Linked DNA regions of Homo sapiens: all the other regions are linked to region 3. Evidence: chromatin contacts called from ENCODE Hi-C or POLR2A ChIA-PET data. All regions are on one chromosome and are shown on one strand. Each heading gives the region's core, a stretch centred on a gene start or an enhancer-like site at or near the end of the contact. The rest is flanking DNA. Distances are from core to core; before and after follow the strand shown.

The links. A loop is a pair of places that touch in the nucleus more often than their neighbours do. ChIA-PET counts read pairs that join two places held with the same protein, here RNA polymerase II (POLR2A). Pooled maps may share reads with other maps.
Region 1: a loop to region 3 is called in a pooled map, with 17 times the contacts of the local background. The contact joins two enhancer-like sites. A Hi-C loop is called at or near these places in 7 of 50 pooled maps.
Region 2: a pooled map shows a loop between it and region 3 (9-fold over the local background). The contact joins two enhancer-like sites. A Hi-C loop is called at or near these places in 3 of 37 single-sample maps with no recorded cell type and 7 of 50 pooled maps. POLR2A ChIA-PET finds 5 or more read pairs at or near these places in 1 of 52 experiments (activated T-cell).

Annotation. Positions count from the first base shown.
Region 1 is chr18:51,167,977-51,171,306 of GRCh38, reverse strand. No RefSeq gene overlaps it. Among named protein-coding and RNA genes, the nearest start is that of MEX3C, 28 kb to the left of the region's middle. RefSeq lists an enhancer at 2,571-3,151. Within about 2 kb of position 1,891, at least 2 of the 41 ENCODE cell types and tissues checked have a DNase peak (open chromatin) inside an H3K27ac peak, as active enhancers do.
Region 2 is chr18:51,150,885-51,153,907 of GRCh38, reverse strand. No RefSeq gene overlaps it. Among named protein-coding and RNA genes, the nearest start is that of MEX3C, 45 kb to the left of the region's middle. RefSeq lists enhancers at 1,887-1,936, 1,947-2,106. Within about 2 kb of position 1,572, at least 6 of the 41 ENCODE cell types and tissues checked have a DNase peak (open chromatin) inside an H3K27ac peak, as active enhancers do.
Region 3 is chr18:54,147,690-54,150,851 of GRCh38, reverse strand. No RefSeq gene overlaps it. Among named protein-coding and RNA genes, the nearest start is that of SNORA37, 73 kb to the left of the region's middle. Within about 2 kb of position 1,676, at least 10 of the 41 ENCODE cell types and tissues checked have a DNase peak (open chromatin) inside an H3K27ac peak, as active enhancers do.

The sequences.
Region 1 (3,330 bases), core at 642-3,141, 3.0 Mb after region 3:
GTAACAGGGAGACCCTGTCTCTAGAAAGCTAAAATTTCAAAAAGGATTGAGGGAATACTTGATAATTTGTGGATTTGGCTAATGCCCAACATGTGTAAATTAGCCAGGTTTATTAGGTGACAGGAGAATGTGATCATAGAGTTAATAAATAGCAATACCTATTGAAAAATTATTAGTATTGTTGAAGTAAAATTTTCTGAAAGACCATTTAAAACAACAGAGAAATACTGGACAGATAGACTGTGTTGCCCAGGCTGGCCTCAAGCGATCCTCCAGCTTCGGCCTCCCAGAGTGCTAGGATTACAAACATGAGCCACTGTGCCCAGCCTACTTAGGATGTTTTTTAAAAAATCCTGGAAGCTCTAGTTATCTAGAGGCTAGGCAGATCTTTCTAAGTTTGTGTCATCAGTGGATGGGTGAAGGTTCTCAGAATTCATATTCTGAGAGCTGCCATCTCATTTGAATTTGAGAAAGCAAACTCCAAAATCTGCTTCTCTTGGACTGTTCCCAGTGGCTTTTCTTGAACCACACATAATCCAATGAAAAGATCTTATTCTCATGACTAGAAACTTGTGAGAACTCTTGAGTCAGTCGTCTTTTATGTTTTCCTAAGCAGGTGATTCCAAGTGCTTTTTCAAAAATGCATCCTTATGTTGAAGATTGTATTTGTGGTCAAGGATTTCAGAAATGGTCCCTTTTCTTTGCTAGTAGGCAAGCTTTTTTGATGTTCCTATTACTTTAGATGGTGCCCTTATCTTTTTAACTTTCCCCAGGAATAGCATCCTTCTGCCATCCCTTCCACCGTCACCACTACTTAGACACCCTTAGGTGCCACCCCTTCCCGAGAAAAGATAGAATCAGGACTCCACACCTCTCTCCCCCTGGGGTCTTAAAATCCAAGTAGACCAATGAAGGGAATTTAGTGTGTCACCTTTTAGAGTACATCTGATTTTTCAGTCATTTCCTATGCTTTCCAAATCCTGGTCATTACACCTAGAAACTGCTCCTGGGCTAGCCCTACAAAGGTGTCAAGGCATGGGAGTTGTAGAATTTCACTGTAGTCTCCAACTTGGGCTTCCATTTCAAGTTCCCTTATTTTCTGGCTTTGTCAGAGGGTACTTAATCCCATATTTTGCAGATTAATATTTTGCATCTCATTTTCCTTATCTGTAAAATGGAAATAATTGCCTCTGAGAACTGCCTGAAACCTAAGTATGAAACTAAGGCATAGAAATGCTTGCTGTGAAGTACATAATTTACTTTCATAGGTAGCATCCTCTTGTTCTGATTCTTTTAAAAATCCAGCATGACCCTGAAAATACTGTTGAAGTGCTCTGGAAGAGCAGTGTAAAGTAAAAGTGAAAAGCCTTTGGGGTTTGAAGCACTACCTTTAGTTGTGTGGCCCAGTTAGTACAAAGTGAACTCAGGTGCATAGTTTCACATAATCTTTACCATAGCCCTAGAGGTGGAAGTATTATCTCCATTTTTCAGAGAATAAAGCTGAGGCTTAAGAGTAAAAATTAATAAAGAGTAAAAAATAAGTAACAGGCTTAAGGTAAAAATTCCCAAGTCTAAAGGCATTTTCAGAAGATTCCATGGAAAATGCCTCAGTTGCTTGCAAATGTGAGCATTTTTTATTTAACTGGGCATGCCAATCAAAATATTTCAGTGGCCCTTTTTAATGATAGGATTAATTCATATCCTCAGACTGTCATGATCATGAAGAGCTTGAGCTAGTTAAGGCACAAATAATTGTTTCAGAATCGATTTGTTGATCCAGTGAGCACTTGCCTTGCCAAGCAAATGAAATGTCAAAATCAGTCAAAGCTTTGGTGGAGTCAGAATTTTTACTTTTAGTTTCATCTTTGATGCCATAGCATGAGCAGATAGTGGCCCAGCCAGATAACTTTGTTGACTTTTTGAAGGATTGGTCTTTTTCTAGAATAATGCAAATCCATTGACTTAAGTGTTTGTAGTTCTGAGTATGTAGTTTGCCTTGTCCTAGAGAGAAAAATCAAGAATGGGGGATGGACCTCATATTTTATTACTATGTGATGCTTTTTTTTTTTCTTCCTGGACCACATTTGTTTTTTTGTTTTTGCTTTTGCTTTTTTTTGAGACAAAGTCTCACTTGCTCTGTCACCCAGGCTAGAGTGCAGTGGTGTGATCTCGGCTCATGGCAACCTCTGCTTCCTGGATTCAAGTGATTCCCCTGCCTCAGCCTCCCGATTAGCTGGGATTACAGGCGGCCGCCACCACCCCTGGCTAATTTTTGTATTTTTATTAGAGAGAGACGGGGTTTCACTATGTTGGCCAGGCTGGTCTCAAACTCCTGACTTCAAGTGACCTGGACCACATTTCAACCCCTAGCTTCTTTTCTGTTCTGGCCCATTTTCTATTGCTTTTTCACATCTTTCCAAAAGGCTATTTAAATCAGTCCACTGACCTATGAGTCTTCATTCTGATCCCAGTGTCTCTAACATACCCTTGACTTATAGCTGCTAAAAGTGTACCAATTGAGAAGAGGGTTGGTTCTGCTTCCGGGGACGGCTGCAGGAGTTTAAAGTTGCTGCCAGATCCGACACTTGTAAGCCTGTTTCCTACCCACCTCCCCTTGTATGGGTGGGCTAACCTCAACTTCTCCCTTTAGCTCAGGGGTACTCAACCTTAGTACTATTGACATTTTGGGGTGAATAATTTGTTGGGGGGTAGGAGGCTGTCCTGTGCACTATGGGGTGTTTACCAGCATCCCTGGCCTCCACCCACTAGATGTCAGTAGTACACACACACACACACACACACACACACACACACAGTTGTGACCATCACAAATGCCTTCTGACATTGAAAGCCAAACCCTCATTAGCCAGTCCAAGGCTTAAGCAAGTTCTAGGTTGAGTACTTGAGTTAAGCATGCTCCTAAATGTTTCATATACAATGACACTTAATCCTTAAACTCTATGAGGGAAGTAGTACCCCCTCCTACAGATGAGAGCCCCATCTCAGAGATGAATGAACTTGCCCAGGGTTACACAATGAGACAAAGAATGGCATTCGGCCATTCTGATGTGCATGTTCTTCACCCCTGCTGGGTGCTGCTTCCTCACATTCCAATTGAAATGCCACAGTCGGGGTTCCTAAGCCCGAGGACCCCTTTACAAAGCTGTCTCTTGCACTTCCCAGGTTTTCTCTAGAGATCTTGCTGCCAGGCAGCCAGACCACTGTGTCCTGAGGGCCTGCTTTACAGTCACCCAGGCCCGGGCCTGCTGCACTTCCCACCTCAGACAGTGCCTATTACCAGCAGCCCCATCAAGTTGCCTCAGAATCTAT
Region 2 (3,023 bases), core at 323-2,822, 3.0 Mb after region 3:
CCCCCCACCAGGATCAGTTGGGTAGCAGGCCAGCCCCCCTCGGCCAGCCCTGGCCTGGGGGCATGGGGACCCTTCACAGACTGAGTTGAGGAGCCACAGGGGAGCAGGGAGTACCGTCCGCTGAGCGGCCACCCAGCACTTTGTGTTTCAGTTCGCACTGAGCATGTAGTGTGCACCTGCCTTGCCCAGGAGAAGCAAAACAAAAACAAGCCAGGTCCCCAGCGCCTGTCTGGGGGACCTCAGCCCCACAGGGCATTGGGAGTGGCTGGAGTCAAACCCAGGCCTAGGGAGAGGCAGGTAAAGAGCTTCTTAAGTGAAATACCAGGGTCTCAAATCCAAGAATTTTAGATCTGGAGTTTCCAAACACCCTGAGACTCATACCAGACACATTCAGTAGGTCCTCTCTACAAGACTTTTAGTTTTCATTTGAATTAAAGTCTTAAAAATTAATGTAAACACATCTGACATCAGATGATCATCTCACAACTCTCACAACTAAGTATGTCTAGAGATCTCAGAGCCAAATAGTAGTAATTTTATAGGACGGAGCAGAGGATTTCATTTGTAAACGCCACAATAGTGTTCTGTATAGTGAAATGTTGCAATTTTTCCAATAGAGGCAAGATTTGGAAGAGCCCCATCATCAGACCACACAGCCTGGGTATCACTGAGTGCAGCATTCATGGTGTTTGAGTTCAGAAAAACAACATAGCAAGTCACATTAATGTGCTAACAAGTTCGGGTGGTTTTTCAGGAACTTTTGGTGTTTTCTTTGTACACTGATTTTGGTTTTAGAATTACTTAAGAGCCATTAAAATATATAGAAGTTAAATAATTTTATGGCTGGGTGCGGTGGCTCACACCTGTAATCCCAGCACTTTGGGAGGCCAAGGCGGGCGGATCACGAGGTCAGGAAATCGAGACCATCCTGGCTAATACGGTGAAACACCGTCTCTACTAAAAATATAAACAATTAGCCAGGCATTGGGGTGCATGCCTGTAATCCCAGCTACTGGGGAGGCTGAGGCAGGAGAATGGCGTGAACCCAGGAGGCGCAGTTTGCGGTGAGCCGAGATCGCGCCACTGCACTCCAGCCTGGGCGACAAAGCAAGACACCTTCTCAAAAAATAAAAATAAAAAATTATGTTCGTACTTATTTAAGTAATATGATAAACAAAATAATTTCAGTCATCCCTAGGGAATCATACGATTTCTGGTTTCCTTTGTGTAACAGAGGTTTGTACCTGACTCCGATGTAAAAACCATTACTCTCATGTTTGAATCAGATAGCTAGAATTATCTACAACAAAGGCTCATGCTGGAAGAATTAAAGCGAGGTCTTTCAGGGCTTAGGACTAGCAAAGATAGGGGGCCCTAGGGAAGCCTGTTGTCCCTAGCGTGTTTACTGGGAGCTGAGGTTAAGCAGACGCGGAAGAGGTAAAAAAAAAAAAAATAAAAAATAAGAGGCGAGGCTAACATCTAGGGAAGAAACAGCAAGCCTGTCTGCGGGGGCCACCAGAGGGCATGTTCACTACCAGCAACACACACACGCGCGCACACACACACCCACACACGCCCACACAGCCCCGGAGGCCACGGGAGACAGGTGAGGCCATCGCCCTGGGAGTGACAAAGTGACTCCTCACCTGCTCCACTGCCTTGGGGGCAGGGGAGTGTATGACACTTCAAGCGCTCACTGACTGTTCCTTGCCAGTGGATTGGGGGGTCCCAGTGATTAGGTCTGGGCTGTCATGGTCAGGAGGGCCACAGCTTTCCTCAGGTTGTTCCTCAGACATCTCAGAAACCACACTGACCACAGGAGCAAAACAAGAAGCACAGCTGTGCAAGAGGTATACAGCCAGAAGTGGCCAAATTTATGCCAGCCAATAAAGAAGCCCATAATGCGGCAAGGCTCTAGTCCTGCCACCCGCGGTGTGGGGACACGACGAAGGAGCAAGTCCAATCAACAGTCCTCCGCGTCCCTCCAGCAGTTGAGTCAGGAAGTCAGGTGCCAGGTCCTCTCGGGACAGAAACTCCAGAGATCTGGGTTTTCTGCCCTCTGAGACTGGACCTGCGAGAATCTTCTTATTTGGAAGGAGGTGGTTGGTAAAGGAAGACAAAATAAGGCTGGAAACAGACCCAGACACATTTAGAAACAAACGGAGCAAATGAAGCACTGGGGAGAGTCACTTTCTGAAAGCCAGACACCTCAGGACCATGTGGGTGGGGTGTTTCCAGGGAGGACGGAAACTTTCACCATCACCTTCCTGTCAACTGAGTGTCTGACCCCACCCCAAGTGTACTTGTGTGCTAGGACCGCCGTAATAAAATACCACACTGGGCAGTGTCAACAACAGACATTCATTTTCTCACAGTTCTAGAGGCTGGAAGTCCAAAATGGAGGTGTTGCAGGGCTGGTTTCTCTTGCTGCTCCTCTCCTCAGCTCGCAGCTGGCCGCCTTCTGCAGTGCCTTCACATGGTGCCCACCTTCTGCAGTGCCCAGCTTCTGCAGTGCCTGCCTTCTGCAGTGCCCACCTTCTCCAGTGCCCGCCTTCTGCAGTGCCTGCCTTCTCCAGTGCCTGCCTTCTCCAGTGCCTGCCATCAGCAGTGCTCACCTTCTGCAGTGCCTTCACATGGGCTTTGCTCTGTGACCGTGCATACGTGGCATCTCCTCCTCCTCTTATTGTAAGGACACTGTGCCACCATAGGAGGGGGGCCAGACCTTTATGACCTCACTTAACCTTAATTACCTCTTTAAAGGTCTGATTTCCAGGCCAGGCAATACCAGCACTTTGGGAGGCAGAGATGGGTTGATCAACTGAGGTCAGGGGTTTGGGACCAGCCTGGCCAACATGGCAAAAACCCGTCTCTACTAAAAATATAAAAATTAGCCAGCCATGGTGGCAGGCACCTATAATCCCAGCTACTGGGGAGGCTGAGGCAGGAGAATCAATTGAACATGGGAGGCGAAGGTTGCAGTGAGCCAAGAGCACACCACTGCATGCTAGCCTGGGCGACACAGT
Region 3 (3,162 bases), core at 427-2,926:
TAGGATTATTTATCTTATAAAAGAGGTGAGAATAGGTAAAGCTTCTTAATCACAGAATGTTAGGAATTATTTTTATCCGACGGTTAGCGTTTTCTTTGTAGTACTTTCAGCTTTTTGCCTCATGAACTTGATCCTCTGAGAAGTCTGGCAGCAAGATGCAACTGGACCATAGGCCCTGGGGCAAGAGTCCCCAACCTTTTTGGCACCAGGGACTGGTTTCATGGAAGACAATTTTTCCAAAGAGCAGGGTGGGGTGGGGTGATGGTTCTGAGATGAAACTATTCCACCTCAGATCATCAGGCATTAGATTCCCATAAGGAGTGTGCAATCTAGATCCCTCGCATGTGCGAGTCACAGTAAAGTTTGTGCGCCAATGAGAATCTAATGACACAGCTGATCTGAGAGGAGGCGGAGCTCAGGCGGGAATGCCTGCTCACCTGCTCACCTCCTGCTGTGTGGCCCTGTTCCTAACAGGCTGAAGATCAGTACGAGCCTGCTGCCGCCCAGGGCTTGGGGCCCCTGATGTAGGGCATGTGTAAAACCATTCACTGGGAGTGGGACCTTTTAATATTTGTTTTTATCTAATGTTATTGTGATTCTAATTTTTGAGTGTTTTTTAATATACATATTAGTAGAACAGTACATGTATATTATTTGTAAGTAAATATCCATAAATTTGGGAATACGTTTTTGTCTCAGAAAGGATTTATTAGCAAAGGAGTTTTGAGACCACTGCTCCAGTGCAGGACTCCTCATCGGGGGTCCATATTCCCCTGGAGTCAAGGAGCCTGCCAGACTCTTGCCATTACATACACAATTTTATGACGATGTGCCTTTCTCCTGGGGTAGTATCAGTAGCTTCTGTAGAATTCTCAGTGGGGAATGTATATCCAAGAATGAACCACTGAGGGCTGGTCTAGTGATTTCACTCCACTCTTGAGGCAGAATGGCTGTCACATACAAATTCAGATCATCTACAGCTTGATTTGTTATTGTTGTTGTTGTTGCATTTGTTGGTAGCCTCCAAATGACTTTCCATTTTGATTTAATGAATTAATGCTAACAAAATACCTAATAGAGTGGCCTCCGTATGGTAATGTATTTCATAAATGGGAGCAACCGCTTCCCCCAAAAACAAACAAACAAAAAACGCTGGTAAATTGTTAGGTATTGGAATATGCTTCTTGGGGAGTTACCTTGATTTTCGCTGACTGGATAAATATTCCCTGGACTGAGAGAGAACCAAAGCAGGGAGTTAATTGTGTGTGTGTTGGGAGAGGTTGATAGCAAGCAAGAATATGCTTGTTGAACACAGCATGATTCATACGAAGGCCTTACACCCAACAGTAGCTAGTTGTGAGAAAACAGAAACATTTGGAAACTTGAGGGGACTGATACAAATAGCAACATGGTAGAATGTGCTACTGGGAATGAATGCCTTCTTTTAAACCTTTCTCTTCCTCTCTTCTGTCTCCTACAAGAGCCGAGTCACTTAGTATAATTTTACAAATGAGAAAACTATAACCTTCCAACTATGACTTTCATTTTAAGAAACTCATGTGGCTTTTTGGAACAAACAAGATTTTGGTTTTACAGAAGCTGCTGTGAGAAGAGGATGAATTAGTCACCTAACTCTGAAAACATTTAACACTGGGGGTGGAGGGCTGGGGGAAGGGTGAATGCATTATTACTCAGTGAGTCAGAAACACACTCAACTTTACTGGAACTTTGTATTCATTCAAGGAATGGTCACAATCTTTGTTGTTGTTGTTCTTCCTCTTCTTTTTTTAAAATGACATTCCATAGGCTCTATTGCCATTTTATTAAAGATCAGTAGAAAGGCAAGAGGAAATATGGGTGTGAATTAAAGAATGGAGATAATTCAAATTACTCAGGGAAATTTCTTTGTGATAGGGTGGGACTGAGGTCCCTGATTTTTTGCTGACTGTTAGTCGGGGTTTGTCCTCAATGTCTAGAGGCTGCCCACATTCCTTGGCTAATGGCTCCTTTCATCGTTTTTGTTTGTTTGTTTTTGTTTTTGTTTTTGTTTTTTTTTGAAAGCCTCGCTCTGTCATCCAGGTTGGAGGCTGGAGTGCAGTGGCTTGATCTTGGCTCACTGCAGCCTCTGCCTCCCGGGTTCCAGTGATTCTCCTGCCTCAGCCTCCTGGGTAGCTGGGATTACAGGCATGCGTACAACCATGCCTGGCTAATTTTTATATTTTTAGTAGAGATGGGGTTTCACTATGTTGGCCAGGCTGGTCTTGAACTACTGACCTCAGGTGACCCGCCCACCTCGGCCTCCCAAAGTGCTGGGATTACAGGCATGAGCCACCATGCCCAGCCAGCTGCCTTAATCTTTAAAGCCAGAAATCAGGTCAATTTGTCTTATTGCTCCAACTTCCCCTTCTGCCTCATGTCTTTCACTCCAGCCAGAGAAAGTTCTCTTCCTTCAAAAACTCATTTAATTAGATTAAGCTCACCCAGATAATCCAAGATAATCTTTCCATTTTGAGATCTGCAAACTTAATTGTATCTGCAGAATCACTTTAGCCATGTAACCTAACATGATTACAATTTCTAGACATTAGAGCATGGGTAATTTTTTGGAAAAGGGCCTTCTGCCTGCCACATACTGTTAGCTACAAGTAACAGATTATCAGTCTCAGATGGCTTAAACAATAAGGAAATGTACATTAAATGTATCTAAAAGACAATTCTAGGCTACTTTAGATTCTTAATGCAAACCACAGGGCTCTAGCTTTGCTTCTGTGTAGTCTTCTAATCATGGCCTCTCCTTCGTGAATTGACTTCAGCCTCAGCTCAGTAGCAAGATGCTTCCAGGTGTCCAGACATGACAATGGCAAGAAGGAGAAGATAGATGTCTTCCTGTGCCTGCTTTTTATTATTTATTTATTTATTTACTCTTTTAAATATATGATAGAGATAGGATCTCGCTATGTCGACCAGGTTGGTCTTGAACTCCTGATCTCAAGCAATTCTGTCTCAGCTTCCCAAAGTGCTGGGATTACAGGTATTAGCCACCACACCCAGCCATATGCCTGCTTTTTAGAAGGCCCCAAACACTTTCCCTTGTACCTCATTGGCTAGAATTGGTTAACACGCCCATTCCTAAACTAGTTGCTGAGAAAGGGGGTTGGAATT